Regions from separate parts of the Homo sapiens genome. Here region 1 is linked to region 2. Evidence: chromatin loops called from intact Hi-C (ENCODE). Cell type or tissue: PC-9. All regions are shown on one strand. Links, peaks and the distances in the headings refer to the core of each region. The heading gives the core; the rest is flanking DNA.

Region 1 (9,996 bases), core at 700-8,699, 64 kb after region 2:
GAGTGTAGGGGCCTGAATTGTTTGTACTGATATGCCTGGCAAATTTAGATTTCCATTTTGTAAGTATTATTTCAAAACCCTAGATAATATTTTTTTCTTATTTCTTCTAAAAGTGGAAAGTAAAGAAAATACCTGGTTAATGGGGGTGTGGTTCTAGATAGTAAGATTCTAATTAGTCAAGACAGAATGTGCTTCTTAGCTGAAAAATATTTGGGCCTCATCTGGCTCCTTTGCATCTACAGACGAATGTTACAGGGAGATGGTGCCAACAACGAAAGAAAAAAAAACCATTGTTGGATATATTTGTCTTTATTGCAGCATTGCTGAAAGGAAGTTAATGACTTATAGTCTAAAGGTTAGTTCAAAGGTAATAACTTCCTTGAATTCACTGTCAATGAAACATGCTGTAAGATGTGTTGTTTTTTTCTGTGAGCGACTACCCATTTGATTTCTACACTGAACACGTTTAGTCTAGTGTGTTAACTCACATGTTCCTTGATTTTTTTTCTTCCTTTCTATTAAGCTTACCTTTAGGTGTCAGCATTTTTCTGCTCATGCTCAAAGGTCTTCTGAAGCTGACACCTCACTGGGTGTTGATCCACATATCCAAAGCCCATGCAGTCGCACAGATTGTGTGAGTGAAGTCATAGTGTTCTTTGCTTCTTTCTTCTGTTTCTGACCTCTGCAGATGTAGATGAATGCTCAGAAAACAGATGTCACCCTGCAGCTACCTGCTACAATACTCCTGGTTCCTTCTCCTGCCGTTGTCAACCCGGATATTATGGGGATGGATTTCAGTGCATACCTGGTAAGTTTCAGAGGGCCAGATTAGGCACATGAATCTCTTAGCTCCTTCAAGGATATTTTTCTATGACAGCCCACTCTTGATTTAGCCTGGTCTGGAGCCTTGGTGGATTTTCCAAGCTGTGGATTTTTTTCCTTGGTTACCTCCTGCTGCCTAGTTTACTGATAGTTCACTGATTCGTAACATTTCTGGAGGCCTGCGGGAGACGACCCACCCATCGTCCTACCTCATAGCCCCTCTGGTTAACTGCCCTAGTGATCTGCTTGACCTTGATGAGTGCAATTTGGATGAAGTGTTGAGATCAAGCTTATTAAGCAGAGCCTTATGCGCCGGTAGCCAGGGTTAAGCCCGTGGCGACCGTGTTAGAGGAGCTTGGCTAGCTTGGTGCAGTCTCGTGAGTGGTGAGTGCCGTTGGCTTGCAGCTTCTCAGACTTAACCTGTGGGCCTCAGGGCATGAATGAGCTTTGGCTTGTTTTCTCCAGAGTCTCTTGGGATGTTGGGCAGATGCCACCGCTATCCCTCATTTTCCCCAGATGACAATAGGGAGGGGCCGGGCTGCTTTACACTTAGAGCCAGCTAGGGACCTATAGGATGAACTAGAAGAACTGGAGAGAAATGAGGTAAATAGTGGCAAGGTATTATAAAATAAGAATCTCGGGCTCCAAAATCCCAGCGCTTTTCCATGCCACGCTGTGGGCTGGTGAAGTGGATGGGTTGCAATGCCTTCTATTTCTCTTTTGTGTCTTCCTCTGCCTTGATCCTGGAAGACTCCACCTCAAGCCTGACACCCTGTGAACAACAGCAGCGCCATGCCCAGGCCCAGTATGCCTACCCTGGGGCCCGGTTCCACATCCCCCAATGCGACGAGCAGGGCAACTTCCTGCCCCTACAGTGTCATGGCAGCACTGGTTTCTGCTGGTGCGTGGACCCTGATGGTCATGAAGTTCCTGGTACCCAGACTCCACCTGGCTCCACCCCGCCTCACTGTGGACCATCACCAGGTGAGCTTAGGCCTGGGGCTCAAGAAGCAGAATGGCACTGGTGGTAGGTAGATCATAATTCCTGCCCAGACCACGCAGGCACGGGGCCAGTCACCATCCTTCATAGCCTCTTTCCTCCTGAGAAGACTTGAATAATAGTGCGTACAAATATGCATGTTTGTGTCATAAGGACATAGAGATATGCAATACATGACACATATGATCTGTTACACATTTGCCTCTTAGACCCTTGTCCAGTACAAACTGAAAGTTGAGATTGTGTATGTAGGTCAGACTGAGAACACTACCCTAGACCTGTTATAGAGCAGCTTAGGGAGATCTGACAGTTAGAAGATCTGGCCAGACTGGCGTTTTGACCAGAAGGAAAACTGCTTTCCTATGTAACTATCTCACTTACCTCTGCCTTCTGAATGGCAGGAAACAGTATGAACGCTCTGTTAGTATCAATAGGAAAAATTAGAAAAATAACACCTGCTAGTGGAGCCAGTTAGTTTTCTCTAAACTGACAATCCCAGCCCTCTGTAACCCAGCCCAACATCTCAGAGGAGGCACAGACATCTGGTTTCTGTTAGCCCATACAACCTGAGAACATGCCTGCTACCATCTAGAGCATTCCCCAGCTGGGTGGGGCATGGTGATCAAGTGCTCACAGTCGATTCCAACAGCAGGCAGATAAGGCAACTTTCTGTTCCTTGTTGAATTATTCAGGGATAGGTAAAACTTGTTTCTTTAATCATTACAGAAGAACTTTATTTAATGAAGAGCATAGGATTGGCTTGATACCGTTTTAGCCAAAATGATTCCGACACAGCTTGCTATCCAAAGATCCATTTTTACTATTGAGAAGGGTTCCATAAATACTAGTCTTGGCTTTTAATGTGTGAAAGTAAGAAGAACTGGAGAATTACCAATAGTTTTTTTCCCTTTTAATGGTGTTAACTGTTGCCCGGGTATGGTGGCTCATGCCTGTAATCCCAGCACTTTGGGAGGCCGAGGCGGGTGGATCACGAGGTCAAGAGATTGAGACCATCCTGGCCAACATAGTGAAACCCCGTCTCTACTAAAAATACAAAAATTAGCTGGGCGTGGTGGCACGCACCTGTAGTCCCAGCTCCTCGGGAGGCTGAGGCAGGAGAATCACTTGAACCCAGGAGGCAGAGGTTGCAGTAGGCCAAGATCATGCCACTGCCCTCCAGCCTGGCAACAGAGTGAGACTCTGTTTTTTTTGTTTTTTTAAAAAAAGGTCAGGTCTTGGCGGTTCTCAGATAGGTAAAAATTGGTAATGGTTTGATCCATAGTCGCTCTTTGTTTCTATTTTTAGGAAAAGATTTTAAAGGTCCAAAAAAGGTACAGAGAAATTCTATTTCCCTCATGCCTTCTCTTTGAAAATGTCTTGGTTCTAACTCCATCTGGGATTTGAAGAAATCAAATGGTTGGGAGGTGCCTTTGGGGAATGGTTCAGAATTCGATTAAATTTATTAAGACAGGCATGTGTTAAGGACAATGATTTTAAAGGGGGAACCAAGATTTTAAAGGGGGGGGAACCAAGAGACTGAGAAGTGAATGACGAAAATAGGGTCGTGTTCTCTTGTGCGGACTTTTTCCTGCCCACACTCTCTCGGCGCTGGTTTGGCCCCAACTGCTATCTCTGACTGGTCTCATGTTTGATGGGGTCAGCTTGAGGGAGGGTAAGGACGCTCTGTGCCCACAATTTCAAAATACTTAAACCCTTGCCAACCAGAAGCACAAGAGAAAGAAATTCATGGTTGGGTTGAAAAGTAGCAAATAGTAACGAATGAAAGGGATGCCCATGTATGAGTGATTTGGGACACCCATTTCCCAGGAGTTAGGCATGTCTCTTTGTTTGGAATGCAGACACATAGCACAGGGTGGTCCCTTAAAGCAAAAATGGATCCTTGGAGTTCTGAATGTGGAGCAGGGGTGGAATTGGGAACTTCTCCAGGAAATCCTGCAGTGTTTGAGGAAGTAGCATTTCCCTCTCTGTGTTCCTTGAGACACATTTGGCTGAAGAAGTCAGAGTCTTACCTTCTCCACGGGGTCTTAAAAAGAGCTTTGTCTCCCATGGGTCATGAGCTACAGTGACAACTTAACGGCATTCGCTTCCCCCAATTCTGGTGAGTCGTGCAGTTGAGCTAGAGCTAGTTGGGTTTGAGCTCTGACAACTTCATTCGCAGTCTTTTGTGTTCCAAGAGGAATTGTAGGTGCTGGAACCTGATCATAATGCTCCCAGCTTTGTTCTTTAGAGTCACTGGAGGGTTTTGAACGGAGTGACATGAAATGCCTTTATGTTTAAAATGGGCCATTCTGGCTGCTGCTAATTGAATTTACACTGGTTTTGGAGAGAGTGAGGGCATAGAAGGGTGGAAGCAGGAAAACCAGTGGGAAGGCTGTTGCAGAAATTGCAGGGAGAGGATGAGGCTTTTTGACCAGGGTGAGGGGGTGCAGTAGTGAGAAGTAAAGATATTCTAAGTGGATTCTGAAGTTACCCCTAAAAAGAGTTTTTGACATATCAAATGTGGATGGTGAGAGAAAGGAGGGTCAAGGATAATTAGGTCTGAGCAGTGGAAAAATGGAGGTGCCATTTACTCATATGGGAAAGACCAGGGGAGCAGCTGGTTTGATGGTGAAGGCAGGGGCTCAGTTTCTATTAGTTTCTGATTTCTATTATACATCTAAATGGTGGTAGCAAGTAGGGTTATTGGCTATGTGATTCTGCAGACCATGTGCTTTAAGTTGCAGGAATTAAAAAGGAAGGAGAAGCACCTCCTCTTGTTTAAGTTCCTTTGGGTAGTCCTAACATAAATGAACAAGTTATCTCAATAACCTTCTGCAGCAGAGTCTTCTCAGAACAACCTGTATTTTGGACAAAGCCTCAATGGCACTGTGGAAGCAGCCTGGGAGGAAACTGCTTTGCAACCAAAGCCAGCAGGACTTCAACCATGGAGTGAGCTGTGAGGGAGGGGACAAGAGGAGAGGATGCTGGAGAAAGGGGGGGAAAGGGCAACACGGCAGGAAGCTAGAGCCTGCAGGAAAAGATTCAGCTTTGAGATAATCCCAGGCGCAGGGTGGCTAAAGCAATTCTGGAAACTGGGCTGTGGAAGAACCATTTTTAAGCTGTTTGCCACCACCTCTGCTATGCTTTACTACTAATTCCACTCAGTTTTACCTTTACTCCATGTAGTTTTCCAGTGGGTAGACAGAGGGCACCGTGGCGCTGGGCTTTCAGTAATACTTTCTAAGACACACACTGGCCAGTCGCAAGATGGCCCTCTCCTCAGCAGCTTCGAGCTTGAAGCTTGAAGCAAGTGGGGAATGAATACAAATTGGCTTTAAGCATCACCTCGGCTACTGAGTCCCCAAGGATCACCTGCACAAGTGCTCTGTCAGCAGAGGCGCCCGAGGTACAGGCAGGATGGGCCTTGTGGGCCTCTCCTGGCCAGAAGGAGATCATGCCCCTTCCCAGGCTGAGTGAGCTGCACTGCTGATCTTACCTCCTCTTGTTCTTTCTTGATGTGGCTGGGCCTTGATGACAGACCCTCCTGGCAAGAAAGAAGCATCACATGATCTATTTCTGATTCCCATGGTGGAGAAGTACTTAGAACACATTTGCTTCCCAAGTTTGGTGTCCACGGGCTTGGCTGAGACCTGGACAGTAGGAGAAGGAAGGCCAGGAGGCCAGGCATGGGGTCTTGAGCTACATTTTGCATTCTGTCCTTGACTCACAATCAAAGGTTTTTCTTCTTCCCTCTTCCCCATCTGCTCAGAGCCCACCCAGAGGCCCCCGACCATCTGTGAGCGCTGGAGGGAAAACCTGCTGGAGCACTACGGTGGCACCCCCCGGGATGACCAGTACGTGCCCCAGTGCGATGACCTGGGCCACTTCATCCCCCTGCAGTGCCACGGAAAGAGCGACTTCTGCTGGTGTGTGGACAAAGATGGCAGAGAGGTGCAGGGCACCCGCTCCCAGCCAGGCACCACCCCTGCGTGTAAGCACCTGGCCGCCCCCGCTCCCCTCAGCTGTATCTAAGGCCTTTGCTAGGGATGGTGCCTGCTGTGGTGAAGTGGGGGGACATGTGGGGTCACCAGGTCTAATGAAAGAAGTCACTATGTGCTATGTTGATTTATAATCTGGTCCACACAAGATCCCAATTTGCGTTTGGTGTCTGGTTTTTGTCATTAGCAGCTTCCATAATTGGAACATCTGCAACTCGGTTCAGCAGGCAGTTACTCCCCCTCCCCAGCCCAGGGTGACAGGGGACACGTGTCACTCTGGAGTCCTAAAAGGAAGCTGACACAATGCTGGCTCTGTTTTTTTTTTCTCTTGAAAAAAAAATCTGTTCTGCTTTGTTCTGAGGGAAGTGTTTTGCTGTCTTCTTCCCTAGTAAATGGCAGATTTACATAATTGATCCTTAAAAAAACCCTAGAAATTAGAATTTCTTTTGAAGAACATCTGGAGCACATCTGCGTAGGGCGAAGAACTTTTGATATTTTTGGAGGCTCTGGTATGTGGTAAAGTAACTTTTCTTCCCATCTCCCTGCCTGCCCTTGTTCCCCTTCCTGCTCTCCCACCCTCTCTCCCACAGGTATACCCACCGTCGCTCCACCCATGGTCCGGCCCACGCCCCGGCCAGATGTGACCCCTCCATCTGTGGGCACCTTCCTGCTCTATACTCAGGGCCAGCAGATTGGCTACTTACCCCTCAATGGCACCAGGCTTCAGAAGGATGCAGCTAAGACCCTGCTGTCTCTGCATGTAAAGTGGATTTCTCCTGTAGGGGGCAGGGCTGCGTGGCTTTCCCAGTGGGAGCCACCTCACAGGCCCTGTTGCAGTGAGGTGGACTGGTGCAGGGAAGTCCTGGAGGGTTTCTGAGCTGCAGCCCATCGGCATGGGCCCGATGCCACCACCATAGGACCAGGGCTCTCTCTTGCTGGGAGTCACCTGTCACTGACCAAGGCTGTGCTCTCTGGTTCGTTCATGGAGTTTCAGATAATATGGAAAGGGAACTTTAGAGTTGTCAGCACATGGAGGCTGTATGGTGATCCAAGGGAAAATGGACCGACTCTTACCCTAAGTCCCCAGGGTTGTATGTCATAACATCTCCATGGAAATCCTGGAAATCAAAGTGACAGGACAACTAGTCACAAGGTGTGATCTCTGCGGTTTGTTGGGGACTCCAAGTGGAAGTCAGTTAATGACTGTCTCACCGTTGCAGCCCTTCCCTTTCACTTTGGTTCTGTCCCTTTGACCCACTTCTTTCCTAACCTTCCCTGACTCCATAGATGAAAACTTGAGGAGTGTGTGATGCTGGGAGAGGAGTGGATGGAGCCTTCCCCAGGGGATGTTTGATGCTTCCTGAGCCAGCAGCCTCCCTAATGCAAGGCACCCCATTTTGGGGAGCGGGTTTTCTCAAAAATGGAGGAAAAAAAAGGGTGGCTGTCTCGAATGGCATCGACACAGTGGAAAATCATCTGATTCCATTGTTGAACTTCACACTCCAGGCACTTGCTCATCCCTGAGAAAGAATAGTACGGCATTCAAGTTTACATTTACTTCTGTTAATGAACGACACTTATTTGGTTCCAGAAAAGCTTAGAGGCAGCCAGTGTTTAGGAAGAGATGTGTTCTTTTTAAGATTCGAGTTTGTTGGGTCCTGTCCCCTCCCCCAAGAAAACTCTCACATTGTTTTGTAAAACTTTCTCTGGAAGAGGTAGAGACTAAGAAGTTGACATCACTTTAAGCTAACCCTCTTTTATTCAAGTCATAGAGCTTGATTGCCTTTCTGAACATGCCCCTGACCAGGACAGGGTGGTGATGGTAGTGGTAGTGGAACTGAAAGAAATGGGACGTGGGTTATTTGCACATTTTAAGGAAATTTACTTAAACTGGGACTTTTTCTCTAACCTGAGGTTATGACATGGGTTTATGAATCCCATGATTCCCGGGTTAATGGAAGCTCATTTGAATGTGTACTCTTGCCTGGGACAAACGACTTTTCAATTTTCAAATAAAAGTGTAGTTGACCTTAGGCCCGCCCCCCATATAAGCTGCCTGTTTTTCCACTGAAGCCAAATCCCGTTTTGTACAATCTTTCTTGGCTGACTACGCTCCCAGGGGGCGTAAGTGAAGCCAAGCCCCAGGAGGCTGTTAGGCAAGGCAGGAACTTGTATGACCTCAGGGACAGCCAGCTAACCCCTGAATGTTGGCTTTGCACATCTGCTGGGCTTCTCAGAGCAGGAGCCTGGATTGGAAACTGAATGAAGCAAGTTCTGCATGGAGTTGAGGAAAAATATCAGACTCAGCATTTTTTTTATTTTTATTATTTTTTTAAAAGACTTGTCATTTATTTAGCAATGAGGAGGAGAGACCTCACTAGCCAGAGGTTGGATAACCACTACTCCCTAGTTCCTTAACCCAATAAATTAGATTTTTTCCTTCTTTTGAGACAGGGTGTAGCTCTGTGTTGCCCAGGCTGCAGTGCAGTGGCACCATCTCGGCTTGGTGCAGCCTTGACTTCCTGGGCTCAAGCGATCCTCCCAACTCGGTCTCCTGAGTAGCTGGGACTACAGGTGCGTGCCACCATGCCCAGTTCATTTATTTTTTGTTTTTTAGACGGGGTCTCACTATGTTGCTCAGTCTCGAACTCCTGGGCTCAAGCAATCCTCCTGCTTTGGCCTCCCAACGGACAGGGATTACAGGCGTGAGTCACTGTGCCTGACTACACTTTCTTTAGTACAGGATATAACCAACATCTTGCCTCCTAAGAGTCAGGGGCAGGAGTATAGGTGATTGTACTTCAGGTAGAGGAAAGATCTCATTCACAGAGGAGGGGAGAGTAGATTTTGTTGGCATATAGTGGCAAATTTTATTAAGGCTCTGGGAAAAGTGCTGATGACATTGGGAAAAGATTCAGTTTTTACCCAGTAAAATATTAAAAACTTATTTTGCTTAAGGCCATGTCCTCTAATTACTGAAGGGGCTGATTTTTTTTTTTTTTTAAATCATCAGTCATAATAGCACCTATTGAAGGGCTTACTGTATGCCAATTACTGATTAGGACACTTTACAAGCACTTATAGTATTAATTTTTATAGCAACCATATGAGGCAGGTACACTATTGGCCTCATTTTGCAAATGAGACAAACGCATAGAGGTTAAATGCCCAAAGCCACATGGCTACTAAGTGGCTGAGCCTAGATTTCACCCGAGTGCCCACATGTCCAGCTACTCTGCTCTGTTGCCTGCAGGATCACAGTGCAGTGTTGCTCACTGCAGCTGTGCATGAGCAAGGCAGCTGAGTGTGAACAAAGGGGAAATGTAACCTAATTCTTCTAATTCTATGATTTGATGCACAAAGGGCTCCATAATCGTGGGAATTGATTACGACTGCCGGGAGAGGATGGTGTACTGGACAGATGTTGCTGGACGGACAATCAGCCGTGCTGGTCTGGAACTGGGAGCAGAGCCTGAGACGATCGTGAATTCAGGTCAGCAGCTTCACTCAGCAGTCTGCATTTCATTTGATTCTACAAAGTCACTTGTCTACTTTACGCCGAAGTCTCCCCTCGATTTTTCTCCATTAGGGGAGGTTAAGTTCTAGGCAAGTCATTTTATTGAGCTGTATAAGACTAGCCCCCTCTGTAAGCAAACACCTTCATACATACGGAATGAAATAGGTGATTCCTACTGTGCGCACTTCTTAAAAGAATTCATGGTAAGAATTCAGGGTGACGCCTTCGTTTATTCAGCCTGGCTCTGGCACTGTGGATGCCGGTTGTCATCAAACTGGTAGGTCTGCTGGTCTAGAAGCTAGAGGTAGTGGAATATGTAACAAAAGTACTTGTTTCTCTATTAACCTGGTTCTTGGGGACTTGGAGACACTTGGGCTTTGCTTTCCCCTGCTGACCCCCCTGCCCACCCGACCGTTGGAGGGCTTCAGGTTTGCCCTCCATATCCTGCAAACACTCCAGTCCTGACTTTGCTTTATTTCCAGGTCTGATAAGCCCTGAAGGACTTGCCATAGACCACATCCGCAGAACAATGTACTGGACGGACAGTGTCCTGGATAAGATAGAGAGCGCCCTGCTGGATGGCTCTGAGCGCAAGGTCCTCTTCTACACAGATCTGGTGAATCCCCGTGCCATCGCTGTGGATCCAATCCGAGGGTCAG
Region 2 (9,996 bases), core at 1,440-9,439:
GTGAATGCAAAGAATTGTTCTTGAAAGAAATTGAAAATGCTACCCCAGTGAACATATGAATGATAAGGATGCAAAACAACTTTATTGTCCATATGGAGAAAGTTATAGTGATCTGAATATAAGGTCAAACCAGCTACAACATTCCCCTATGCCAAAACCTAATCCAGAGAAAGATCCTAACTCTCTTCAATTCTGTGAAGTCTGAGAGAGGTGAGGAAGCTGCAAAAGAAAAGGTGGAAGCTGGCAGAGATTAGTTTATGAGGTTTAAAGAAAGAAAATGTTTCTATAACATAAAAGTGCAAGGTGAAGCAGCAAATGCTGATGTGGAAGCTGCAGCAAGTTATCCAAAAGATTTAGCTAAGATCATTGATGATGGTGGCTACACTAAACAATAGATTTTAAGTGTAGACAAAAGAACCTTCTATTGAAAGAAGATGTCATCTAGGACTTTCCTAGCTAGTGAGGAGAAGTCAATGCCTGACTTCAAAGCTTCAAAGGGCAGGCTGATTCTCTTGTTAGGGGCCAGTGCAGCTGGTGACTTTATGTTGAAGCCAATGCTCCTTTAGCATTCTCCAAATCCTAGAGCTCTTAAGAGCTATACTAAATTTACTCTGCCTGTACTCTGTAAGTGGAACAACAAAGCCTAGGTGACAGCACATCTGTTTACAACATGGTTTACTGAATATTTTAAGCCTACTGTTGAGACCTACTGCTCAGAAAAAAGATTTGTTTCAAAATATTACTGCTCATTGACAAGGAACCTAGTCACCCAAGAGCTCTGATGAAGATGTACAAGGAAATGAATGTTGTTTTCATGCTTGCCAACACAATAGCCATTCTACAGCCCATAGATCAAGGAGAAATTTTGACTTTGAAGTCTTATTATTTAAGAAATACATTTCCTAAGGCTATAGCTGCTATATATAGTGATTCCTCTGATGGATCTGGGAAAGTAAACTTAAAACCTTCTGGAAAGTATTTACCATTTTAGATGCCATTAAGAATGTTCATGATTCATGGAAGAAGGTCAAAATATCAACATTAACAGGAGTTTGGAAGAAGTTGATTCCAACCCTCATGGATGACTTTAAAGAGCTCAAGACTTCAGTGGAGGAAGGAGCTGCAGATGTGGTAGAAACAGTAAGAGAACTAGAATTAGAAGGGGAGCCCGAAGATGTGACTGAATTGCTGCAACCTCATGATAAAACTTCAGTGAATGAGAAGTTACTTCTTATGGATGAGCAAAGAAAGTAGTTTCTTGAGATGGAATCTGATCCTGGTAAAGGTGCTGTGAATATCATTGAAAAAGGAGTTAGAATAGTCCATTAACTTAATTGATAAATCAGCAGCAGGGTTTGAGAGGACTGACTGCAATTTTGAAAGACATTCTACTGTGGGTAAAATGCTATCAAACAGCATCTCAAGCTTCCTTTTGTGGAAGGAAGAGTGAATCAATGTGGCAAGCTTCATTGTTGTCATATTTTAAGAAATTGCCACACCAACTCTAACCTTCAGGAGCCATCACCTTGATTAGTCAGCAGCCCATGGAGGTAAGACCCTCCCCCCAGCAAAAAGATACAACTCACTGAAGTCTCTGATGGCTATTAGTATTTTTTAGCAATAAAGTATTTTTAAGTTAAGGTATGTACATTGTTTTTCAGACATAATGCTATTGCACACTTAATACACTGCATTATAGTGTAAACATAACTTTTATATGTACTAGGAAACCAAAAAAAATTGTGTAACTTGCTTTATTGCAGTGTTCATTTTATTGCAGTGGTCTGGAACCAAACGCACAATATCTCCAAGATAGCTTATACTATAAAGTCATCAGAAAAAATGGGTGTTAATCTAAATATACAGATATGGAAAGCTATACAAGATTATTGTTAAGTGATAAAAGTAAGTTCCCATGCAGTACATATAAAATACCACCATTTTTGCAAAAACAAATACTTTTATAAATAATAAATATTAGCATATGCATGGAAAAATATGGAGGAATATACATGAAGTAGTTGTTAACAGTGGCTATATCTAGAAACTAATATAGGAAACTTTTGTGTTCTATATAACATATTTCTGTAGTATTTCAATTTTTAATAAGCATATATCATGTTTGAAATAAAGACTACTTAAACACTTTGAATACACAGACAGCAAATAATCATATGAAAAGATGCACAAAAATCATTAATAATTAGAGAAATGCAAATTAAAACCACAATGAGATACCACTACACATGGATCATTATGTCTAAAAGTAAAACATAGTGACAACCAAATGCTGGAGAGGATGTGGAGAAACCAGACCATTTACACATTGCTGATGGGAATGTAAAATTGCACAGCCACTCTGGAAAACAGCTTGGCAGTGTCTTTAACAGTTAAACATACACTTAGCCTATGACCCAGCAATCCCAATCCTAGAAAAAGTGAAAGAAAAACTTATCTTCACATGAAAATCTGTACATGAATGTTTGTAGCTGATTTATTCATAAGCACTAACATCTGGAAAACAGTTCAATGTCCTTCAACCAGTGAATGGATAAACAAACTGTGGTACACCCATAAAATGGAATACTGCTCAACACTAAAAAGGAACAAATGTCCAGGCACCATGGCTCACTCCTGTAATCCCAACACTTGGGGAGGCTGAGGTGGGAGAATAGCTTGAGCCCGGGAGTTCGAGACCAACCTGGGCAACATAGGGAGGCCCTGTCTCTACAAAAAATATAAAAATTAGCTCGGTGTGGTGGCACACGCCTGTGGTCCCAGTTATATGGGAGGCTGAGGCAGGAGGATCGCTTGAGCTCATGATCACTCCACTGCACTCCAGCGTGGGTGTCAGAGTGAAGAACAAAAAAAGGAATTCAAAAAGCTATTTGATTCTATGTATTTGACACTCTGAAAAATCACCACTATAGGGTTGGAGACCACATAGATTAGTGGCAGCCAGGGATTAGGGTGGAGTGAGGAAAGCAGAAGTACTGGTGAACATTTTAGGGTCACAGAGCCATTGTGTATCTTGATTGTGGGGTTCATTATGCATCTCTAAGTATTTGTAAAGACTCATAGAATTGTACACCAAAAAATTGAATTTTAATATATATAAATCTAAAAACAAAATTTAAAAATATGCCATTGGAAGAAAAATTTAATTAATGTTTTATTTTTAAAAAATGTCTCCACAAGTCTTGATTCATCCTGTACAGTTTCTGGATAGAGTTGGGAGAAACTACTTTTAAATTGACAGGGGTGGTTGCCAAGTGTAAATTAACTCTGATATTCTTGCTATGTGAGGAAAGATTGGGAGTTTGGAACCATAGCTTGGAAGCTCTCTATATAAATGCAAAGTGTGTAGTGGAGGTCACGCTCAGTTACTCACCATGCATGACAGGGGGTTGTGGATGGTGTCCATCAAGGCTTGAACACCAGACAGCACCCCCTTCACAGGTGAGGGCTCCCTTTCCCTACCCGAAGGATGGATTCATCATGTTTCTCTTAAATTCCTCAAGCTCCTCTTCCTTCTATCGAAACTGTGAATTAAAAAGGCACTTGAAGGGCAGAACCAGGGTCTCTCTCCTCTTCCAGTTTGGGGACCCTAATGCTTAAGCTCCACAAGGTAAACTGCAACGCTCATGGACAGCATGAGAATCACCTCTTTAGCAGTTAGCATCGGATTTGGCAAAATAGCCACCCTGTTCCCAATTATATTTTACCTTGCAGCAGTAAAAACAAAACAAAACAAAAGAGGAAAAGAAAGAGGAGGAGATAGAAAACACACACACACACACACAAAAATAACAACACAACAGAATCTCCTGAGCCCAGGGCTGGAAAGCTGAGCTGAGCTTTGTCAAGTCCATTTTCCAGCTGAGCCTAAAAAAGAGACTGACTCTATTTGTGTGGCTTATTAATGATTCAGGTCTGACAAATTTGGGTTTGTAAATAGGAGAGGCTGAATTAGACTGTCCTGTGTAAATAAGTCTTTAAAATCGCACTGTAAGTAATGGCTGTGGTACACCAGATGTTTTTAATGAAGTGACCACTCCACAGAACAGCACCCTGAGAGTCTAAGCTGATGGGAGGGCGCTCCCCCAAGTGCCTTTGTATTGTTTTATTCCTCTTCTAGTAATAGACCAACTTTTCCCTCCTGCCAGAAAAGAACAGTGAGAAGCTGGCTTTCTGCTTTTATGAATCTACCTGTTATTCTGTTTACTGTGGCCACCAGATGCTTCAAGTAGGAGCTAAAAGGTCTTTTCAATCCCAGCTCTTAAGTTAATGCTCCCACATCTAAGTCAACTGAACAAGGATCTATTAAGCCCTTCCTATATACTTTATGTTTGAAAAGATAATAGCCAGAGAGCTCAGAAAGAATGCATCACAAGTGCTTTGTGCTGATCTGACAGTAGGTGTTCTTCTCTCCTCTCCTCTGTTCATTCCTGGCTTAAAGTGCAACAGAAAGGGCTGGAACTCTGGCTCACTGACCACTAGCCTGTGACACCAGATATCTGGTTTTCTTCCTATTGGTGCTGTGACGCTTGAACGAGTGACTGAATCTTACTGAGTCAGAGTTTTGTCACACAAAAATGTGGAGATTAGATTACAGGATTTCTCAGGCTCCTTCCAGTACTAAAAAGCTATGAGTCTGTGAAATAAGGGAGAAAATGTAAGAAACACATTTAGGCCAAATCCATAATGATGCCCAAGGATACCTAATGCTCAGGATTCTTTCCGAGTCAACTGATAAAGGTACCTGTTTATTCAATATACTGAATAAAAATTAAAGAAATGGCAAGGGGAGACAAATAACACTTGTTTTTTTTCTTTTGTTGAGACAAGCTCTCACTCTGTGGCCCAGGCTGGAATGCAGTGGTGCAATCAAAGCTCACTGTAGCCTAAAACTCCTGGGCTCAAGCGATCCTCCCTTCTCCACCTCCCAAGTAGCTGGGACTACAGTCATGTACCAACATGCTCAGCTAATTTTTTGCAAATGAAACCTTTAAATGACAATTTAGAAAGGTGGAGATGTTCCTAAGGTTCTAGAGCATATGGCATAATGATGTCAAGTACTCAGGTTTTGAGTCAGCCTATTCAGGTTCAAATCTCAGTCTCACTACTTAGCAGCTGTGTGATCCAGCCCAGTTTCTTTCTCTGAGCTCATAAATATAAAGTGGGATAATACTATTCTCCCCAAGGAGTTGCTAGCAGGATTAAATGAAATAATGGATGCATGCCTGGGCCATGAAACATTTGATAAATGTTATATGTTACCACCACTACTACTACTACTACTATTACTACTAATACTACTACTTATAGTGCACAGTGAATGATTACTCCAGAAGTACTTAGAGCAATGGATGGTGCTGAAGAGAAGAGACAGCTGTGGTGGAGAGACCAAGGCACCTAACTTCACAACCAAAGTCCAAGGTTTTAGGTAAAGATAACACAGAAGTAAAGAATATGTTCACAATCAAAATTCCACCGTGGAAATTATATAAGGTACTGCCCCACAAAGATATTAATGCCTATCTCTTAAGAGTGTTAGAATGAGTTACATGACATAATGCCTGTGAGTCCTGCATTGTAAACCACGAACTCCTCTACAAATGTAAAGATTGTTCTAATCTAGGGAGATTATGAACCTAAACCTATAACAGCAGTCTTTCTATAATGAGACAGCTGTTTATCTGACAGGCTGAAATACTTCACATTTTTTTTGAATGACTGGGGGTTATCTTCATGGACATCGATTACTAACAAGTAGAACGTCCCTATTCATCGTGCTCTGCTGTTTTAACTTGCTTTCATGTACATGACCTCCTTTCATTCCCATGACCTGAAAGGTATAGAGGGGATTTGTCCCCATCCTGACCCTCTCCCAGTTCTTCCTTCATAGCTGCCATAATCTGGTCTTTGCTCCCATTTTTCTTTCCAAGTAGTGATTATTGGAAACAGACATAAGAATAATATCAAACACTTATCTTGAATTCTAGGTCAAAGGGTGCCTTTAAGCAAGGAAGGGGCATATTCAGGAATTTTAGAAGGCTTAATGAGCAGCAGCTGACCTCGGAGAGTCTGGAGTGTGTGGACTGAAGCAGGGATGGGTTGGAATGCAGTGGACCAGTGAGTGTCATATCATGAGAGCAAGGGTGGTGAGACCTGCTTGTATTTTGGCAGTGAGAGTGAGAAGCAGGCAAGACACTCTGCAGGAAGTAAATCTATGAACTTCATTTCTTCCGCAAATGTTTATTGAACATTTACCGGGAGTCAGGTATTGTGCTAGGGGCTGGACATATATTGGGGAGTAAAATAGACAAAATCTTGATCTCTGTGAATGTATGATTTGTGGATGTCAAGTAACTGGATGTCAACGAGATGGAAAGTGGGAAGTCAAATGGCTAATTCTAGCTTGGCTGTCAGGGGAAATAGTGGTACACTGGGCTGCACTGGAAGGCGGGAGGAAGACTGGGTTTGTGGGAAGGCTGATGCATTTGGTGTTCAGCACAATAAAGTTGAAGAACTAATATCAAAATACTTTTCTAAAATGAAATCCGTGCTGGATTAAACTCAGGTTTTGTGGCTGGCACCAAGTGACCTACATGGCTTTATACAGTGACTCAAAGTCTAATTAAAGCAGCACCCAGTCTGACTGCAAATCCACTTAGTCCTGGTCCCATATTTTAGGAGGCATTTTTCTTGCAAACCTTATATGAGAAAATTTATTGAAATAGTAGACAATGTCTTTGAGTATAGCTTTACAAGAATGTACTGAAATGTATATCAAGTTGATTTTTCTCATAAAGACCGTCTATAAAAGTTGAAAGCACTACTCAGGAGGCTGAGGTAGGAGATCTACTTGAGCCCAGGAGTTCAGAACAGCCTGGACGACATAGCGAGACCCCATCTCCTAAAAGAAAAAGTTGAAACTATAAAATTAAATCCTGACTCAGTCAAGGAATTTTTGGGAGTGGTAAAATAACACAATCCAAGTAAATTATTTTCTCATGATTTCACTTAATACAGAGAAGGAATATAGAGAAATGGTATGTCCCTTAGGCTGTGTCTCAACTATCAGGTGTGTCCAGGAAACCAATGTTAAGGGCTGGGTTGTGGTTAATTCCTGGCCAAATTCTCTGCCTGGTGCCTGATATAGCAATATTTAGTGTGGCTCACAGGAAGCACCGTAGGTCACAGATGTACAATAGCAGAGTCGACACATTATTGGGAAAACTTAGGAGCCTTGCTTTTTCCTTCTACTTCCCTAGAAGTAGGGCCAAGCCAGGGATCATTCTACTTCCTCACAGATGTGGGCCACAGAGTTGGTGAGATCATATTTTTCCCCCTACAAAAGTACTGAATCATTCTGACTCTTAAGGAACTTGTTTAAATGTCACTGCTTTGCCACATAAACTATAAAGACCATTTTATCTTGAAAAAATATTGAAAGTAGGTTCAACCAATCAGTACCAAAGAAAAACCCATTTATAAGGTGTCTAGAGAACAGTTGATCCCAACCTTGACTACACTTTGAATCACCTGGGGAACTTTAAAATCTACTGATGTCTGAGTCTCACCCCTGGAATTCTGAATTAATTGGTCTGGGGTATTGTCTGGGCTTTGAGAGTTTAAAAACTTCTCCAGGAGATTCTGATCTGCAGCTATGGTTGAGAACCACAGCTGTTTCTGATGTTTGCTTAGGCTTCTTGGCAGTAAAACCATGGCATCAGCACAGAGGAGGGGACTCTTTTTCCACCTTACTTTGGCAGTGGAAATGTATCCTATGCAACTCCTGGAGTATCTTTATCTATTAATCTTTGTGTCTGATATGAACATTCTACTTTTTGGAGGTCTGCCTATGTCAATGGAATCAAAGACTGGGGTGATTTTGTAGTCTTCACATTTCTCTTCATTTATTTGTTATCGTTGTAATTTCTGATGTTCATACTTGGAGGATTTCTGATTCATTTTGGATATCACAATCATTCTGAATGGCTAATGAACCGGGTTTCTGTACCAGAGTAATGAAGCATAACTATGTTTATGTGTGAGTGACCCCTTGGGGCCATTCATATCCTACTTCAGCTAGTACTAGTTGTTATAGCCTGAACAAGTCACTTAAATTCTCAGAATCTCATTTTCCTTATCTTATAGGTTGTTGTAAGGATTGCACATAATATAGTGTCTACTGCATAACAAATACTCAATAAATTATAGCTATTATTATCTCCAAATCTAGATTGCAAGCTCCTTAAGGATATGAGGTCATGTTTCCTATAAAAATTTTAGATATTTATAATTTTCTGGCATTTATGAGATGGTGTTCAATACAGATAATACAATTCCAGCTTTATAAATGATAGAGAATACTAGACAGAACTCTTTCATCAGATTGGCAGATTTAGATGTATAGTCTAGGACCATGTTACTAAGTAAGGTAACTGGTCGATCGGAACCTCAGCTCTATAGTTTTAAGCGGTTAAGAGCCTGGGTTCTAGAATCAAACCTTGTGGCTTTGCTTTTTTTTGTGTGGTATAGAGATGGGTTCTCACTGTGTTGCCCAAGCTGGCCTTGAATTCCTAGGCTCAAGCAATCCTCCTGCATTGGCCTCCCCCAGTGCTGGGTTTATAGGAGTGAGCCACCACGCTCGGCTGACCTCCTGGGTTTGAATTCTGCCTTCCATTCTCACTGGCTTGGTTCTTGATCAAGTTACTTAATCCCCCTCAGCTTAGTTTCCTTATCTGCAAACTGGGCATGTTCCTTGGGTGAATTAAATGTTGCACATATTGCATGCACAGTGCTTAACCGGAGCACACTACATTATAAAAGTTCAATTAAGGCTTGCTATTATTATTATTGGCTTCATTCACATTGTTCTGACTCATGCATCAACTTCCAGAGGAGGTGACAGTGGCCAGCAGGTCACATGCAACAGAAATGAGGTGACACCATTTCGTAAGAAGCAAAGCATGTCTAGGAAAGAAGCACAGAAGAAGCCAAGGACAACAGCCTCTGGAAACTCAGCGGTGGCCACTACCCAATGGAGACAGCACATACTGGCATCACTCTTGGGCAGTCACCCAACTCATTAGAAGTTGACCAGCCCTTATTTATTCAACATTGTATACGGTAGCTATTGGAGTCTTAAAGGAAGTGAAAAGTAGTACCTTTGAGGAACTACAGTCTGGGTGGGAAGAGAAGTCTTCGTAAAGAAGATGGATATTCATGTTATATTATTAAGTGCTAAATTGTGTGATTCAGCCTGTTCTTTCAGTAGGAGTTACAAGAGGGGAGACAGCAATACTGGCCTTTCTGCACTATTCTTTCTGGAGGAAAATAAAGCCATTAGCAATAACATTTTCAAACATAATTAGCAGGGAAGGTGTCTCTCTGCTAACAAAAAAGCCGAACGTTCTAATCCCCCTTTTTCTGCAACAATCCAAAATGTAACAAATATGTGAAGAATCAGGGAGTGGGTTATTCAGGAAATAAGTACAGGAGTTATGAAAGATTTCTTTAGAGGACTTTTTCCCTAATTCGAATCACCAAAGGTTTACTGAACAGCCCTTCTGTAACAGATAGGCACTGTGCTAAACCCATGAGATGGAGAATGAGGAAGATACAGTCCTATCCTCAAGGGGTGGCTCACATTCCAGTGACTATGTGGGACTATCAAGTCTCAGGGCATTTCTAAGGCCCTTCTCTTTTCCTGTGCTCATGGTAAAAACAGTCTGAAATAGAGAAACTGAGTAGATAAGCAGGCATAAGGAAAAAAGAAGTAAATAATGTATCATTCCATGAAAACTACCCTTGAAGACAGTGGAGGGGACAGACATAAACAGACCATTTCAGCCACATAAGTGAGGAGCTCAGACAGGGGTGTGCCCGGGTGTTGTGCATGCGCTGGGGGAGAGGTTCTCCGTGGAAGCTGGAACTGAGAGAGGCTGCCAATGTGATGTGATGTCTGAACTGAGTACTGAAAGGAAT

The links. Hi-C counts contacts between places; a loop is a spot of excess contacts. Peaks named below come from ENCODE experiments on the same cell type or tissue, not always from the same donor. Only the 100,000 strongest peaks of a DNase experiment are listed, where the experiment ranks them.
Region 1: a loop joins it to region 2, with 2.0 times the contacts of the local background. A loop is called at or near these places in 41 of 110 quality-filtered maps.

The regions. Positions count from the first base shown.
Region 1 is chr14:52,010,871-52,020,866 of GRCh38, reverse strand. It overlaps NID2 (nidogen 2), which reads left to right. Exons shown (of 22, transcript NM_007361.4): 13 at 689-808; 14 at 1,573-1,806; 15 at 5,592-5,813; 16 at 6,411-6,580; 17 at 9,184-9,313; 18 at 9,820-9,991. Among named protein-coding and RNA genes, the nearest start is that of RTRAF, 26 kb to the right of the region's middle. RefSeq lists an enhancer at 6,151-7,103. In PC-9, for the core only: CTCF peaks have their summits at 5,041 and 6,605 (motif pointing right); no DNase peak of the experiment used is centred there.
Region 2 is chr14:52,075,524-52,085,519 of GRCh38, reverse strand. No RefSeq gene overlaps it. Among named protein-coding and RNA genes, the nearest start is that of NID2, 11 kb to the right of the region's middle. RefSeq lists an enhancer at 4,304-4,893. In PC-9, for the core only: no CTCF peak of the experiment used is centred there; DNase peaks (open chromatin) are centred at 4,539, 4,899, 5,749, 9,019 and 1 weaker place; H3K27ac peaks cover 5,007 bases.